Linked DNA regions of Homo sapiens: region 2 is linked to region 1. A link is a loop called in an ENCODE intact Hi-C map of the cell type or tissue named here. Cell type or tissue: Calu3. All regions are shown on one strand.

Region 1 (8,000 bases):
GGATCATGGGAGCATTGTGCACCACACCTTCCGACCCATCCTCATTCAAATATGCCTAATCTCAACCACCTCAAAATAGTGTGAAGAAAGGCAAAAGGCCTAGACTGAATAGTCTCTGCAAGAGTAAATGAGTGCAGGCTCTGGCACCAGGCTACCTGTGTTCAAATATCAGCTCCAGCACTCATACCTGCAAGATCTGGGGGGAAGTTACTGCCTCATCTTCCATTGATACAGGGCCAATGATGGTATCTACCTCTCAGAGTTTAGGGAAGGATTAAATAAGCGAATGCATGAAAAGCATCTAGCACAGTGTCTGGCCTATAATAAATGCTCAATAACTGTTCTTGGCTACTATTATCTCTATTAATAATGCCAAAGAAAACAATGTATCCACTCCCAGGTGATAGCAGGAAGTCAAGAAGTGAAGATGTGTCAATTCTACAATCCTGGTGGTCAAGACTGAAGGGGGGATGATAATGATAGAGAACAGCCCTTCCTCTGTCACAAGGGCTCCTTGGCAAATTTATACTGATCCCATCTTAGGGAGGACTCAGGCCACACCCACCTCACTGCTAGGCCAAACAGTATACTGTCCCCGCAAGGTACCCTGCCCTCTGGAGACTGTGAGCCTTCCCTGGCTGTCAGCCTGGCACAGGCTTCCTCTCTCTTCTTTCTCTGAAAGAAGAGAAAGTCTAAGGGCTTTCTTTGACAGCCAGTGCCTGCTCTGCCAGATCCCACTCTGCCTGTGCACATGGCAGGCCAGAAATACCAGGAGATTGACACCCACCACCAAGGAGCAGCCCTCAACCAGTAAGTGCCTCAACCAAGTGCTCAACCATTGGTAAAATAATTCTAACGTGTGTTCTACACCGACTACCAGAAAGCCTAGCAAGATTCCACTCCAGTCACCTAAAGGGGCAACTTGATATTGCATACTTTCTTCACTCCCCACCCTTCCCTGTCTCTTCTATGAGTTCTAGGTTCACCTTCCAAATAAACTATTCGCACTGAATCCTTCAAAATCAGGATCTGCTTCTAGGGGAACCTAGGTTAAAATAGGTATGGAGAGAAGTGTGTAAGAATCCTGCCTTTCAGGCTAGTAGGTTGATTACACCGAGGACTACAAAAAACAGATGGAGCTGCTCTTCCATGGGAATAACTGTCTGTCTGTCTGTCTGTCTGTCTGTCTATCTATCTACCTACCTACCTATCTATCTTAGGCAAAGAGATGAGAGCTGGGATCAGGAGCTGGGTCTACATGCACATAATGGTAAGGTCTGAGGATGTAGGAACAGAGCCCTGGTGGCATCTGTACGATATATACACATTTGCTCCAGAAAAGCCATGGAGAGAGGAGATGAGTGGCACAGAGCTGTGTACCAGAATGATGGAAAGAGAAGCCTAGGGGAGGTACAAGGACTAAGGAGAAGAATTATGTTAAACAAGGTATACGAGATGTTGAGGGCTATGGTAGATGCAATATAAACTTTTTCTCTGCCTCCCTGATGGAATCTTCAATAAAATCAGCATTGCCCAGTAAGGAGCTCAGTGGGAGTGGATTCTATTTGCTGATGGTCAGAGATGCCCTGTCCTTTATAATGCTGGGTGTGGCACAGCCAGAAAAATCACCTGTGGGGACATCTGACTTATATTTGTATCATTCACAACACCTGCTTCAGGGCTAAAGCACACAGTAACTTCCCACTGAATTCTTACTGAATGACTGAATAAATAAATGCACCTTTCCGTCTTTTGATAGGCACATCCATTAATAATCAATGATAATCACTTTCTGTGCTCTCTGGTTGAAATTACTTCAGTTGCAAAGCCTACCTATTCATATTTATTTCCCCACTCATGCCACTTCTATGTCAGTACAAACACACACACACAAACACACAAAATATGCACAGCTCTTCTAATATAGTCACTTGAACACACATAGAATTTAGTATTGGTGCTATTTAGCAAAGCTCAGAATAAAAACTCATTCAATCATCATTAAACAAATATTTATACAACAAATATTTATAAGTTATTGGAGAGTCAAAGATGAAAAAATAGGTTTCTTGTCTTCAAAGAGACCTCAGTATGAATTATGGTCATGAGTCTCTCTCCAACCCTTTTCCTTCGGTGTGAACCACTGGTGAATCATTCCATGGAAAATACCCAGGTCTCATTCACTTCCACTCTTTGGGGACAGACTTGCTGCACCATTAGCGTATTACCAGTCTTCTTTAAAGAAAACTCCCAAACTTGTCTTTGTCCTGGGAAGGTAGGAGTATGTACCAGAATGTGAGCACATTTTTTATTATCTCTTTCATCTCCAGGCTTCCTTTCAACCACCTGCCTTCCCTGACATCCTGCCCAAAAGGCAAAACAGAGTTTCTGGACATTTTGTTAAAAAAAAACCCAAAAAGTTGGAAAGCCCATTATTTGGACAGCACAGCCAATGTGTGTTGAAAGGCTATTCCAATGTAAGGCAGTTACAGATCAAAACTGAGCCAAGAGCTCTATGCAGGGGTGAAGGAAAAGAAATAGAGGGCAAAATGGGACGGAGGTGGCTTGACGTACAAGGTGAGGGCTTTGTAAGAATCTATAAGCTTTCTACAAACAAACATAATTTTACAATTTAATTTATTACTGGCTTTAGGGACTGTCAGTGTTGTTCTTTGGAAATTACCCATTTGAACACCTCAGAAAATCTGATGGATAAAACAAAAAGTCGAGTCTCTCTCCAACCCTTTTCCTTCGGTGTGAAACACTGGTGAATCATTCCATGGAAAATAGGAAAAATAGTAAAGAGGCTTAAGTTGTAAGTTACAAATCTGACTTTAACCTTCAAAGAGAAAGAAAAATAGTTTCTGGCTTGAAAAAGAACAATTATGCACACTTGCCTGTTTTCAGGCTCAATTCCACAAGCCCTTAGAAGATAAATCCAACTATAAATTACTATGTTAATGGACTTAGAATCCGAGTGGCACTGCATTGTTTGCTTTTTGTTTCTTTCTGCACTTGATTTGTGTTTAAAGAAGGCTTATTCCACCCTAACAAATTTATATAACGGATTTCAATGTATGTCTCCCTAATGTAAAATGATTTTTTAAAAGTACGACATTTAACAAGTAGTTTTATCTTCAAATAGCAAATATATATGTGATACATAAAACAGCAAACCAGTAAGTATTAAAGCAGGTACCGGGTTCTTCGTCACATTGTCTGGGATGCCCTTTGCGGCTTTTATTTTTTCTCTTTCTTGTTTGAGTCTTTTCAATGCTATTTTTTTAAAAACATGCAACATTGTTCCTACCTTGAAAGAGTTTGCAGAAGAAATAATGTTTTATTTTCATGTAACAAATGGAAAATAATCTAGGGCTCTTGTTTTTTAAACTGAAAACTGTAGAAATTTAGAGAGGGGCAAGGTCATTTTAGGTTATAGATATTTAATAAAGATTAACTAATTAATTAATACCCGTTTGTGAATGACCACTAGATAATGGTGAGGTTGGAACTAAGCATCGGAAAGCTGTAAAAAAGGCACTAAACAGGCATTCACTACAAGGATATGTAGGAGATGGGTGAGGGATGGGGGCAGGGTAGGCTGTGGTTGAAAAGAGCAAGTCCAAAGAATGTGATAAGATCAGAGAGGGGAGGTAGAATCTGGTGACAGAGAGACTGGAAGGAGTAAAGTGATGGTAATTTTCCTTGCCATATCTGGGGCAAGTAATAATTTGTGTCTTCAAAGGAGCTATTATTATTTTTATTGACAAGTGATTAAATCAGTAAAATCTCCAGTCTTTAGTAAAAAATAAAATCTGGGTTTCTCCAATTGAAAGAAAAAAAGATTTCCTGAGGTTTAAGCAAACACTGAGGTGAAAACTCCAGTTCTCTTTTTGGTCATGACTAAGTGATGAATCATTCTCTTCAAACATCACAATATGTATTAAATAGCATAAAAATATAATTTTCAGGCATCTTAAATATATGAAGAGCCAGTATTTCCAGCTCTTAGGAACTAAAATATGTATGGAAAGAGAATTTAAAAAAATACAAGCCTAGACAAATACTTTTTTCTCCTGCTTTCTAAGCCAATATAAAATTAGTGTAACTTTGGCTGAAAGTGGGGATTATGGGAAAGTGTAATACACACAAGATTAATTGGGTCACATTGCAAAATCCGATGACTGATTTGAACTTTCATGTTACCCAAACCAGTTTTGCTTGATTATTGAGAATCTTGAAGGTAGAAAAATCCAACTAAATAAACACTCAAAGATATTTTAGCATTTCTCAGTTTTTACTCTTACCTCAAGTTTTTCCTATGTATGAATTTAAGACCTTTAAACTTAGTTAATTATTATCTTGAAACTTATGTAAATGTGTGACTTCAGTTAAAAATACATTGCTAACTCATTAAAGGGAAATGACAAGAAACAGCATCATTTAAGTCAAGGGTTGGCAAACTTTTTCTTAAAAGGCTAGGTAGTAAATATTTTAGGCTTATAATCATTAATAACTCCACTGTTATAGAGTCAAAGAAGCTACAGACAATATATAAACAAATAAGTATACTGTGTATCAATAAAATTTTATTTATAAAAACAGGTGGTTGTCCCAGGGTCATAGTTTGACAATCTTTGATCTAAATATTGCCATCATTAAGGTAACTGGTAAGCCTCTTCCAAGCTGAATACCAGTATGAGCCCCCTCACTTCTATTTTATTACTATTTCCTGGGATGGGGAGTTGGTCCATGGAAATGGGACAATAGATGTTTTTGTGATAAACACTATTTTATTGATAAATGTTACTCCTTTTCAACTTTTCGTATTTTAATTTTTAACTCTGAAACATGTCAAACAGGTAAAAGAGTAAGAAAATAATATAACAGACACCATTATACTTACCACACTTATTTTACAGTCATGTTTTCATATTTGCTCCAGATTATTTTTTGAAGGAATAAAATATTACAGATACAACTAAATGCTTATTCCCATTCCATTCTCCTTTCTCTATGCCAAGAAATTAATCCTTCCTTTGTAGGTAGTCTTTTCTCTCTGTTTGCTTTTAGGATTTTCCTATTGTCTTTGATGTTCTGCTATCTGAGGATTCATATCTTTCATCAACTCTGAAAAATTATCAACAAATATCCCTTTGAATATTATATTTCCCCCATCTTCTGTGTTTTCTCTCCTTCTATAACTCCTACTTCAGCATATGTTTGATCTTCTATACTCTGTGCTTAAGCCTTTGTTTTGTCCTGTTTCTTTATCTCTTTGTGCTGCAATTGGGGTAATTTCCTTGTCTGCCTTCCATTTGTTAATTCCCTCTTAAATTGTCTAAGCTTTATGTCAACTAGCTTTTTTTTTTTTTTTTTTTTTTTTTTTGAGACAGAGTCTTGCTCTGTCGCCAGGCTGGAGTGCAGTGGCGCAATCTTGGCTCATTGCAACCTCCACCTCCTGGGTTCAAGCAATTCTCCTGCTTCAGCCTCCCAAGTAGCTGGGACTACAGGCACATGCCACCATGCCTGGCTAATTTTTGTATTCTTAGTAGAGACAGAGTTTCACCACGTTGATTGAGCAGGATGGTCTCAATCTCCTGACCTGGTGATCCGCCCACCTCGGCCTCCCAAAGTGCTGGGATTACAGGCATGAGCCACCATGCCCGGCCTCAACTAACTTTTATTCAAGGACTTTTTCTTCCTATCTAAAGGTCATTTTTCTTTTTCAAATTGATCATATATTTTTATAGTGTCATATGTTTTGATATTTATTTTTCCCTTTTTTACTCTAATCATTTGGTTTTATAGATGATTTCACATTGTTTGATTTGATTATATCATATTTGACAGTAAGGAGGAGTACATAATTCTTATATTTGTTGTGTGTGCTCACTTTCCACCATGGCTTAGAATTTATTTGTGTGTGAGAGTTTATTTAAACAGAAAAGTGTTCTTGTCTTAGCTTCATTTTTTTCCTATTGGAGTTCTTGCATACATAGAAGTTCTGGTTGGGAATGTTTTCATTTTTGTTTTTGCTGGATGCTCCAAGGATTTCACCAAACTTAGATAAGTCTTATTGTTAATTTTTCAAACTAGGAATGTCCATGCCCATAGATGACATAAATTTGGTCAGGCTTGGAGTTTTTAGTTTTCACAGGTGACTTTTTTTTCCTCTCCTCAGAATCCCAACAAAGACAAGTTTCCTTTTTGCTTTCTGTATCAGTGGGTAGAATTGTTCTTATCCCCTTTTCACTGAGGCAGCAGCTCTTCTCTTATCCCAGCTTTATGGTGGGCATGATGCTTTAGCTCCCCCACCTTTCCTGAGCCCAAAGCCATGTCTTCTGTACCTACATGGGCATTAAAAACACCTTTAGGTATACCTGAAGACTTAAATGTTGGGCAATTTGCCTCTTGTTGCTGAAGTCCTAGGTCCTGAATTTAAAGTACCTCCTATTTATCTGTCATTTTCTTGTTTTTGAATTCAGGTATGCCATTAAACATTGTTTTATTGAATATATCTAGCATTTATATATCTTCATAAATAAATGACAAAGCTCTGAGTTATCTTTGTCATATTGCTGAAACAACTCTTTAAGTTAGCATGGCATCATTCCAAGGATTTGTATAGTTATAGTATATATTTTTTAATTATAAAGCCATTTTGGGGGTGTTCTTTAACATCCTAAAGTATGCTTTCGTTCTTGACTACAAGTTATATGCACTCTTACAGAATTTGGGCTTTGTCTGAACAAAAAGCTTTGCTTGCTAACTATTTGATAATAGAGGAACCGTACAGAAGATTCTTGCACTTAAGACTCTATTTCCCATGAGTGTATAATATATAGTATTAAAGGTGTTATAAATACAACTCTCTTTAAAAATCTAATAGATTTTACAAATTTCTCTTGATACATAATTGGAAGTGTCATTTATCATTATGCCAAAAGAAAGCCAGCACACTCCATGATCAAGGATATTTTTGCAAGTATATTTGGAAATTTATTTTTTGCATTGTAGGAAAATGCATGGCATTTACACATTCACGAATAGCATACAACCACACTGCCAGAAATCTAAGTAGTTAATATGGCTTGAAAACAGATTTTGCATATTATATCTATAATTTTGCTAATTCCATCCCAAATAAGGATCAGTATTGCAGCTGAATTTCTGCTTCAGTTCATATTAAGGTGCTTTTTCCCAGTGTCTGAGCCACTATACCATAATCCTCTGAAGTTGTAAGCATATGTAAAAATTGCAAGGTGGTAGCCAGCAAATGTCCTTAATATCTCTTCTTCATAGTCATCCTACAAAAATAGGAGTTTTAGGAAATGCTACTGAATTCAATTTTCTTTACATGAGGGACTGTGATTAGTGAGGCACCATGTGCTGAAATGCTAAGCCTAAATAAATGTTGATGCTAGTGTCTTCCTGGAGGATGTAACAGAAAGAGTATAGTCCAGCCCCTTCCTCCACTCCCTATCAAGAGTTTATAGCATCTAATAAATATCACAAGTGTTAGCATTTTCACAATGGAAATTTAAAGATCACATGACAGCTTGAGTCATTTTGTTAATACCTTTATGTGCTCATTTTTGTCTGATTATGGCATGATAAAGCTGGCCACCAATCTGGAAAATTCAAGCCAACAGCCAGCTTTTCTGGCAAAGAGATTGGCCTAATCCTCACTTAGGAACATTTATTTTCAACTCAGCTCATTAGCTTTCCTTTTCCTCCTGAGCTTATCCTTTTGTGTTTTCTTGATCATTGAAATACTTCCCATGGAAATTCAGATTTCAGATTGTTCTACACAGAGTTGCAGAAGAAGCAGTGGATCTTTTATCATTTTATTTATTTATTTTATTTTATATTATTATTATACTTTAAGTTTTAGGGTACATGTGCACAATGTGCAGGTTAGTTACATATGTATACATGTGCCATGTTGGTGTCCTGCACCCATTAACTCGTCATTTAGCATTAGGTATATCTCCTAA
Region 2 (8,000 bases), 100 kb before region 1:
AGGGGTGGGGGTGGCAGTGTGTCTGAGCTGTCAACTTCTGGCCACATAGATAATGCTAAATAGGCCATTGTCCCTGTTCACATGCTTGGGACTCAGGTAGTTTTTAGAAGCAAGAACATCCAGAACCTCTGATCTTTTTGCCTGGAATATCAAGTGGCCAGCTTCAGGCTCTTACACATCCTGGAGTACTGGCTTATGCCTTCCTTACTTCCTTTCCTAGCCCAGGGATGATTTTTAATATTTGGGGAATGGGGGTAGCCCCTTTCTTCTGTCTGCTTTTGTAGATTACCCTTTTTTTTTTCCTTTTAAAATTTATGTCCCTTCTTAACTTTGGCTTTCTAGTCTTATACATTCTCCTGAGGGATTAGGCTTTTGAAAAACAGCAGGAGGAAGCCTTTCTCTGTTTTCTATCCCTGAGATAATGAAGCTACAATCAAGGGAGGAAAGCCTGATACAGACAGACTGGAGAAGGAGGAAGTGGAAACACAAGGAGGAAAAGCCTTGGAGCAATTATCAAACTAATATCCAGCCACAAAATTATTGTTTTTATTATTTTTTAGAGACAGGGTATCACCATGTTGCCCAGGCTGGTGTTGAACTCCTGAGCTCAAGCAATCGCCCACCTCAGCCTCCTGAAGTGCTGGGATTGCAGGTGTGAGCCCCCACACCTGGCCTGAGACACAAAATTATTAACAGGACTACATTAAATTTTCCAATGGCTTTTTAAACTATTGACCCAGCTTTCTTACGTCCTGACAATAAATTAAATTTATCAGATTGGGGATGATCAAGAGAGTGGTCTTTAATGCAGTTTCAGGGATGAGGAAACATTGATGGATCTCTCCAAGATTCTATTTTAGGAAAAATTTTTGCATGAATATTGACTGACTCAACCATATATATTACTGATGACCAGATGATGCATCTGTTGATTTCTAAGACAAGCAATGTAACCAGACCCAACAAATGAAGAGCCAATTATCTTGACCTTCTAAGTCAGTGATCCAAACCTAGCTCAGAATCATTAAGGCTCTTATAAAAAATAAAAACCCAGACTCACTCCTGGACATTGCCATCTGGAGGAACGCCAGGCAATCTGTAGTTTTTAAAAGTTCCTGGGTGACTTTGGCCAATCTGGAGAAGCACCAATCTAAAAGATGAAATTTATTTAATAATCTGAGCCATGATTGCTATATATGTATGGTTCAGGCGAATATGAATATTTAGTGCTGTTTGGATACTGTCTACTATCATCTGCATAACAGCTGCCTTAGCAGAATTAGTTCAATAGGTTATACTTCTGTACCTTTGTTTTTAAAATACATAATTGTATTTAAAAGAAATGTATTAGCCTCTTGTATATAAACCTTTACTACTGTCCCATCAGTCTGGTAGGAAGATTTCTTGCCATTTGATAAAAGGAAAAACTGACACTGTTTCTAAGAAGCACCAAAAGTTAGTCAATTATGAGGACATTCCCAGATATTTTTTAGCAGAATAAACTTAGATGTACCCTTCCATATTACCTCAGGTCTTTGAGTGTCTATTTAGTCGTCAATTGGCAGTATCTAGTCCTCTTAATTTAACACAATTAGCATTTCTGAAATTAATCACCAAAGCATTCTAAATTACGCTGTTTGCTAATAGGAAGGACTCATTTTCCATGGAGGGCTATTTTTAAAATACCTGCTTCGGTGCAAGAATTTCATCTGCTTCAGCAAGTATTGTGGGTGTGCCTATGAGTGTGTGTGTGCTGTAGTGAGCTATACCTATCACTGCCTTTTTGCATTCTTGGCCAAGATACCATGCCAATCAGGCACAATAATGCACAATACAATAACAAAACTCAGACAAGACTGGGTGAATTGCTTAACCGCATGTGTCTGGTACATTTAGAACAGACAGTTGATCTGGTAGATTCAGGAGACATAGAACAGTCTTTCCAGGTGCTAAAATTCACTGGATATTTCAGTTAAGACAATAATATACATATTAAGAAGCACCTAACAAAAAGACACTGTCTAGTTAATTGTATAACAAAAGAGAGTCTTTGTTAAGGGACTTAATGCAGAGCCCAGCCCAGAAAGCCCAAGAGCTGGTGGAAAAGGATTTCAGGAAAGAAAGGAGAGGAATGTTAACCAAGCTAACCAGCTGAAGCTTATCACTTCCCCAGAAGTTGCGGTCTTTAGACCTGTTTGTGTAAGAGGTAATAAAACCTGGCAGGCTGGTACCTGTTAAGATGCCAACATAGGTGGTTTGTTCATGCAACCTGAAAGTCGGCTCTGCGCTCCTCCATGTGGGGGCTGGAGTAGCTACCTGGCCCTTGTCCTGGCCCTGGGGCTAGAGTCAGGGAGGCAGGGAGCAAAGTAAAGTTTGAGAAAAAAAAATCAGCTTTGGCCCCAGTGCCACCCTCTTTTCTCTCAGTCTCTGCTTGCAGTGTTGCAACTGTGTTTGGGGGTGTATGCTAACTTTGGGAAGACGTTGGCAGAGTGCTTTGAATGGCTATGTCATTTTTCATACAGCTGTTTTCTACCCAAGTTTTCTGGTTAAGTAGCATTTTTGCTTTGGTTTGCTTCCCCATTTTGACATCAATCTGTGTCCAGTGTTCTTCAGTGGTTCTCAGAGACTTGGCATCTGGCTACACTGATGTGATTCAGGTGCAAACACAGACGGTTGGAGAGAAAGTGCCTCTACTGGAAAATGCCTCTAGAAAGCACTTCTGAGAAGCTTGCTCTTTGCCACAGATACTGCTTTGCTCCATTCTAGCTTGGTTTGGCATACCCATAAATGTCTCCATACGGTTTATTAGGTTTTTGGTAGTAAGCTTATTCTAAAATAATTGGCTAAATGAAATGAAAACAGTCACAACTTGTTCCATAAAGAGATGATCTAATTTCAGCAAATCAGTGCCACTCGTTCTGGATTTTATCTTATAGTTTGTAAACATGGAGCAGGTAAGAAGTATGAGGCAGGTTGACAGCATTGTCTAGGTTGTGCACTGAACATCCTGGGGTACACCATTTAAATAGGCTTCTTTGAGTACTGACAAAATGACTCACCTTGCTGATGGCAGCGGCAGGCCATCCGGAGGGGCCGCTGCTATCATGTGGGCTGCAGTGGGGAGGCGCAAGAGGCGGCAGCAGGAGCAGCTGTGAGAGCAGCAGTGGTGGCGGTGGGTCCCCTGTACCCCGCGTCCCCGAGGCAGCCGACTGCACCACCCCCACCCTCGCACGGCCGGGCAGCACCTGCTCTCGCGCCCGGCCTCCACCGCGGCCTCAACCTCACTTCCCACTGCATGCTGGGGGAGGTGAATACCTGGCCGACAGCGCAGCTGGTACACGCAGGGCCGGCCCTAGGAGCGTCAGGTTCATTTGTGCCGGGTTGGCCCGAGTGCTGCGCCACCTGCACCTCACCCACTGCCCTGGGAGCTGAGCCAGTCTCCCACCGGTGGGGGAGCAGCGCGGTCAGGCACAGAGGGGCGGGCAGAGAGAGGCCCCAAGGTGGAGCTGGGTCTGGGGCAGTGCCACATTCCACAGAGCTGGCAGGAGCAGGCAGGATCCCTACCCTCCCAGGCGTGGCTGCAGCTGTCCAAGTTGCTGCTGGGGACCCAGGCACAACTGTACTCTCCCGGGCCCGGGAAAGCTTTCCCTTCCCCCTACAGGCTCGGAGGTGTCTGCTCCCACTGCCTGGCTTCTCCCCTCTGTTAGCGCCTGCTCTGATCACAGAGAAAAGTTGAAGACAAGCCCAGGTGCTGTCACAACCTGGCTAGGTGTGCTCACGCTCAGGGCAATGCTAACAAGCCAGCCCCCTGCCACCTAGGCCCCCTCTGGACTTTGGATGCCAACAAGCTTGGGAGGGAGACTGAGGGGGCACTGAGGGCAGCTTGGCACTGGTCTGCAGGCGCCCCTTGGCACAAACAGCCTGGGCGCCATGAACAGTGGCAAGAAGCAGACAGACTACTGTGGGGAGGGGGACAGGTCCCCCGTGAAGCCAGGGAGGTCCTGAAGCCTGGGGGCCAGGCTTCTAGTCCTGCGGACAAGAGTGGGAACTTGTGGTGCCTTTTTCCAGGCCTTCCCATGGCCATGGACCAATCAGCGTACACTTCCTCCCCTCTGAGGCCCGTGAAAGCCCGGACTCAGCCAGACTAGAGGAGACAATGGGAAGACTTAGCTGCAGAGAGAAGCTGCCCACGCCAGAGTCTCCTCTCTGCTGAGAGCTGGGGAGACAATGGGACGACCCTCTCTGCTGAGAGCTAAAGAAATGATAGGACGACCAGCTGTAGAGAAGAGCTACCCTGTGCTGAGAGCTGAACACTCGTCGGGACACTGGCTACGGAGAGGAGCTGCCCATTGCGGGTCTCCTCTGAGCTCTCCTATTGCTCAAAAAAGCTCCTCTTCATCTTCCTTACCCTCCACTTGTCTGTGTACCTAATTCTTCCTGGAGGCAGGATAAGAACTCAGGACCCACTGAATGGCAGGGCTGAAGGAGCAGTAGCACAAACAGGGCTGAAACACGACCTTTGCCCACCATGTTGCGGGCAACAAGAAGGAGAGAAGGAGAAAAGAGCTGCAGCCCTTTGGGGACCCCAGACCTAGGAGATCCCTGAGCCAGGGCTGTGATACCCGCTTTAGGACTCTGTGGTTCTGGGCATCTCCAAGGTTCTGGGTGCCACACTATGTTCCCCAGTGTCAGCCGTGGAAGCTGCTTATGGTACGTCTCGTCAAGCCACAGCCTCGCAGGGAGCTAGCGCCCATGCTGGTGCCTAGAGGTGCCTGTCCTGCTGCAGCTGGTATGCCTGGCTGTGCACAGTGGCCGGATCCCACGCTCTCTCACACACCCCTCACTTCTCCACACCTGGCTCGCCCTTGGCAGGCATGGGATCCAAGCTGGTAGAGGGAGCCAAGCGCAGCCTGACAGGCCAAGTGGGCAAAATGAGCTCAGTGGGCCACAGCAAAACTCGGGCAGAGGCGCCGCTGGCCACAGAGGTTTCTGGCTGGTGAAGCAACACTGCAAGGGTCCTGTAACATTGCTATTCAAGAAATTTAATCTTACAGGAATGGTTTTACAAAATTAGATTCAAAGATGGGGAAAAATATCCTATGAAAATCAGAGAATCTGGTCACCATTAAACTATAGTTCTGGGAAATTATTTTTTTGCATTAGAGCTGAATGTTTCATTTGACTCTCAACTTTATACGCCAAATTGCATATTTCACATAAATAACAGAGTTACCTCTTCTCCAACCTCCATTCTCAGTCTCTAGGAATAACCACTTTCAACTCTTGAGAGTTATTCTTTAGGTATTTCCTCTATATTTCAAAATCCCATATTTAAACTGCTTTTACTTGATTTTCCTGTTTTAGATATTATCTTTGGACTTCCTGTATACCATGGAAGATGAGAATTGAGCTTTCTTAAATATCTGCCCTCTTCAGTTCCACCCTAACTTTCTACAGAACTATATAATTTCAAGGTAGATCACACTTCAGTGTTTGTATTGTTCTGAATGTGATTTTTAGTCACAGCTGAGTCATGTGGTATAGTATTATTATATTTCCTTTCTTGTTGACCTTCTTGTTTTCCCTGTTAATAATTGTTTGTTCTTTTGTTAGCTTGGTTATCTATACACACTCACTAATTCATTCCTAACTCTCCATGTTCATGTTCCAACGCAGTCTGATTATTCTCAAGGCCTGCTACCTATTCCAGGTTGGAAATCATTTTTGCTCCACATTTTGAAGTAATTGCCCCATTGTTTTCTAGCTTCCACTGCTGGAGTTGAATAATCCAATGGCATTCTGATTCTGGATCTTTTGTCTGTGACACTTCTCCTTTTTCATTTCATGAGTCCCTTTGAGGACCCATGTGACTAGGGGCGGATTTCTTCCTATTCTCTGCATTGGTTTTGTTCCCTGCAAGTTCCTTTTTTTTTTTTTTTTTTTTTTTTTTTTTTGCTGTTTTTAAATTTTGGTTTCCTACTCCTCTGTTAGAGACTTTCCTCACCTGTCTAGTGATCTCTGGCTTTCCATTCACATTTAAACAAGCTATGAGAAGCTTTCTATATGGAGGAAGGGTTTTGTCAACTGCTAGACTCCATCCTGGGGCTGGAGTTGGTAAACTGAGGCCCATAGGCCAAACCAGTGGGTCAAAAATGACCCACTGCTCATTTTTATATGGCTCTAAGTGTGGTTTTTATATTGTTAAATGTTGAAGAAAATAATGAGAATAATATTTTCTGACACATGAAACTTCTTTATATTTTTATTCCAGTTAATTTTCTATAAAGAACAGGGTGAATGAATCCTAGTAGCTGGAATTCCGGTGGGAAGAGAACTATCTGGCATTCCTCACCCCCAAGAACCTGTATTCCTCATTAAAATGTTTCTGACCTTTTCATAGTTCTGATCCCAACTAGTAGACAGCTTTGCTATTGATAGAACCCGGAAAATTCAGTCATCATCCCCCTCAAGCCTGCTTCCATCTGACTGCTTGACAGACAATGGTGGTGATAGAGCTGCTCTGGAAAAAGTAACACTATGCCCACACTGTAATTGTGCTGTATCAAGCTTGCAAGTCCCAGATGGGAGTCGTGGGATGTTCTGCTTAACAGTTTAGTATGTGACTAATAGAGGATGTGCTCTTTGGGGCTGGATATTTCAGCAGAACCAGACAAATATCCTGTATGAGGAGTTTAGGGCCATAATTGTAAGAGTTTCCAGGGAAGTGGCTAAGGTAGGAGGGCTTTGGACATTGAATTACAAGTTTCTTACAACCTACACAGAATCTTTTTAAAAGACTTTTTTCTTTTTCTTGATAGGGCAGTCTGGACCCCTGGCTGATGTAGTGAACTTAGTTCCGCCTTCCTGACTAGTGTCAGGAATCATCTCTCAGAGATGTGGTCTTGCTACACAGAGACTGTCAGAGGTTATCTTTCTCTCACTACAACCAGTCATTTCCAAAGATAAGGGCACACTCAGGAGCATTTTCCTTGGGCTCTGAGAAGAGGCCTTGAACCCTGGCTCTGCAGGGCTGCTGTGATAGCACCAGAGGGGCAGGATGGGAGGCAGAACGACACAGATTCACAGGAACAAGTGTGTGCTCAGCAACTGAGGTACTTGTATTTTCAATAGGAACATAATCTTTTAAAAATGTTGATCAGTTCACATCACTATATTATGCAAAATATTCTCGTGGTTTCTCATCACATTTGTCACTAACTCCAAGTTCCTGGCCGTGGTGGCCTAGAAGGCCCTGCATGCTCTGGCCTCTTCCATCTCTCTGATCTCCTTTCCTGCTGTTTTATCCTTTGCTCATTCTGCGCCACCCACATCCGCCTCCTGTCTGCTCCTTGAACGTGCCAAGCTAGTTCCTTTCTCAGAGTCTGCATTGGCTCCTCCCTCTGCCCAGTGTGGTTTCCTCACATCTTTAGATGACTTACTCTCTTACTTCATTCAGGTGTCTGCTGAAATGTCAGCTCCTCACAGATCTTTCCTAACCATCCTCTCTAAAATAGTCCCCTCCCATCATCTGTCACCACTGGCAATCCCTCTATCAGCAAACTGGGATTTTGTCTGTCTCATCTCAGACCCATGCCCCACCTTCCTCCACTTTCTCTCTACTGCGGAGGCTGATCTCTGCAAATCACATCTCCTAGCCTCCTTTGCCAGTTGGCTTCAAGTTAACTTTGGTCATTACTCTTTTGGGGGAGAGGAGAAAGAAGGAAGTGGAAACGCCCAGGAGATTTCTCACCTTTTCTCTCCTTTGGGTGGCATCTCCAGATATGGCTGCATCTCCCCCATGATTCTAGCATCTGCGAAGTGGCCTTGGCCTCTGGGCTTCAATAATACCATTTCTTTCCTTTATTCTCCAGCCCAATAGGCAATTGCAAATTCCCAGTTTGCCTTATTGTCATGTTTGCTCTTTAAGCATTTCTGACACTGTTCTAATTTCCCATATTAAATCCTGGAATACTCTTTATTGGACTGTTTTCCTGGCTGGA

The links. Hi-C counts contacts between places; a loop is a spot of excess contacts. Peaks named below come from ENCODE experiments on the same cell type or tissue, not always from the same donor. Only the 100,000 strongest peaks of a DNase experiment are listed, where the experiment ranks them.
Region 2: it touches region 1 in a loop (2.4-fold over the local background); 3 of 110 quality-filtered maps call a loop at or near these places.

What each region holds. Positions count from the first base shown.
Region 1 is chr2:160,749,053-160,757,052 of GRCh38, forward strand. No RefSeq gene overlaps it. Among named protein-coding and RNA genes, the nearest start is that of RBMS1, 260 kb to the left of the region's middle. In Calu3, no CTCF peak of the experiment used is centred here; a DNase peak (open chromatin) is centred at 3,609.
Region 2 is chr2:160,645,055-160,653,054 of GRCh38, forward strand. LOC105373718 (a long non-coding RNA gene) reads right to left here and starts at 3,468. Exons shown (of 3, transcript XR_923526.3): 1 at 3,316-3,468; 2 at 3,060-3,149. In Calu3, no CTCF peak of the experiment used is centred here; DNase peaks (open chromatin) are centred at 2,267 and 3,427.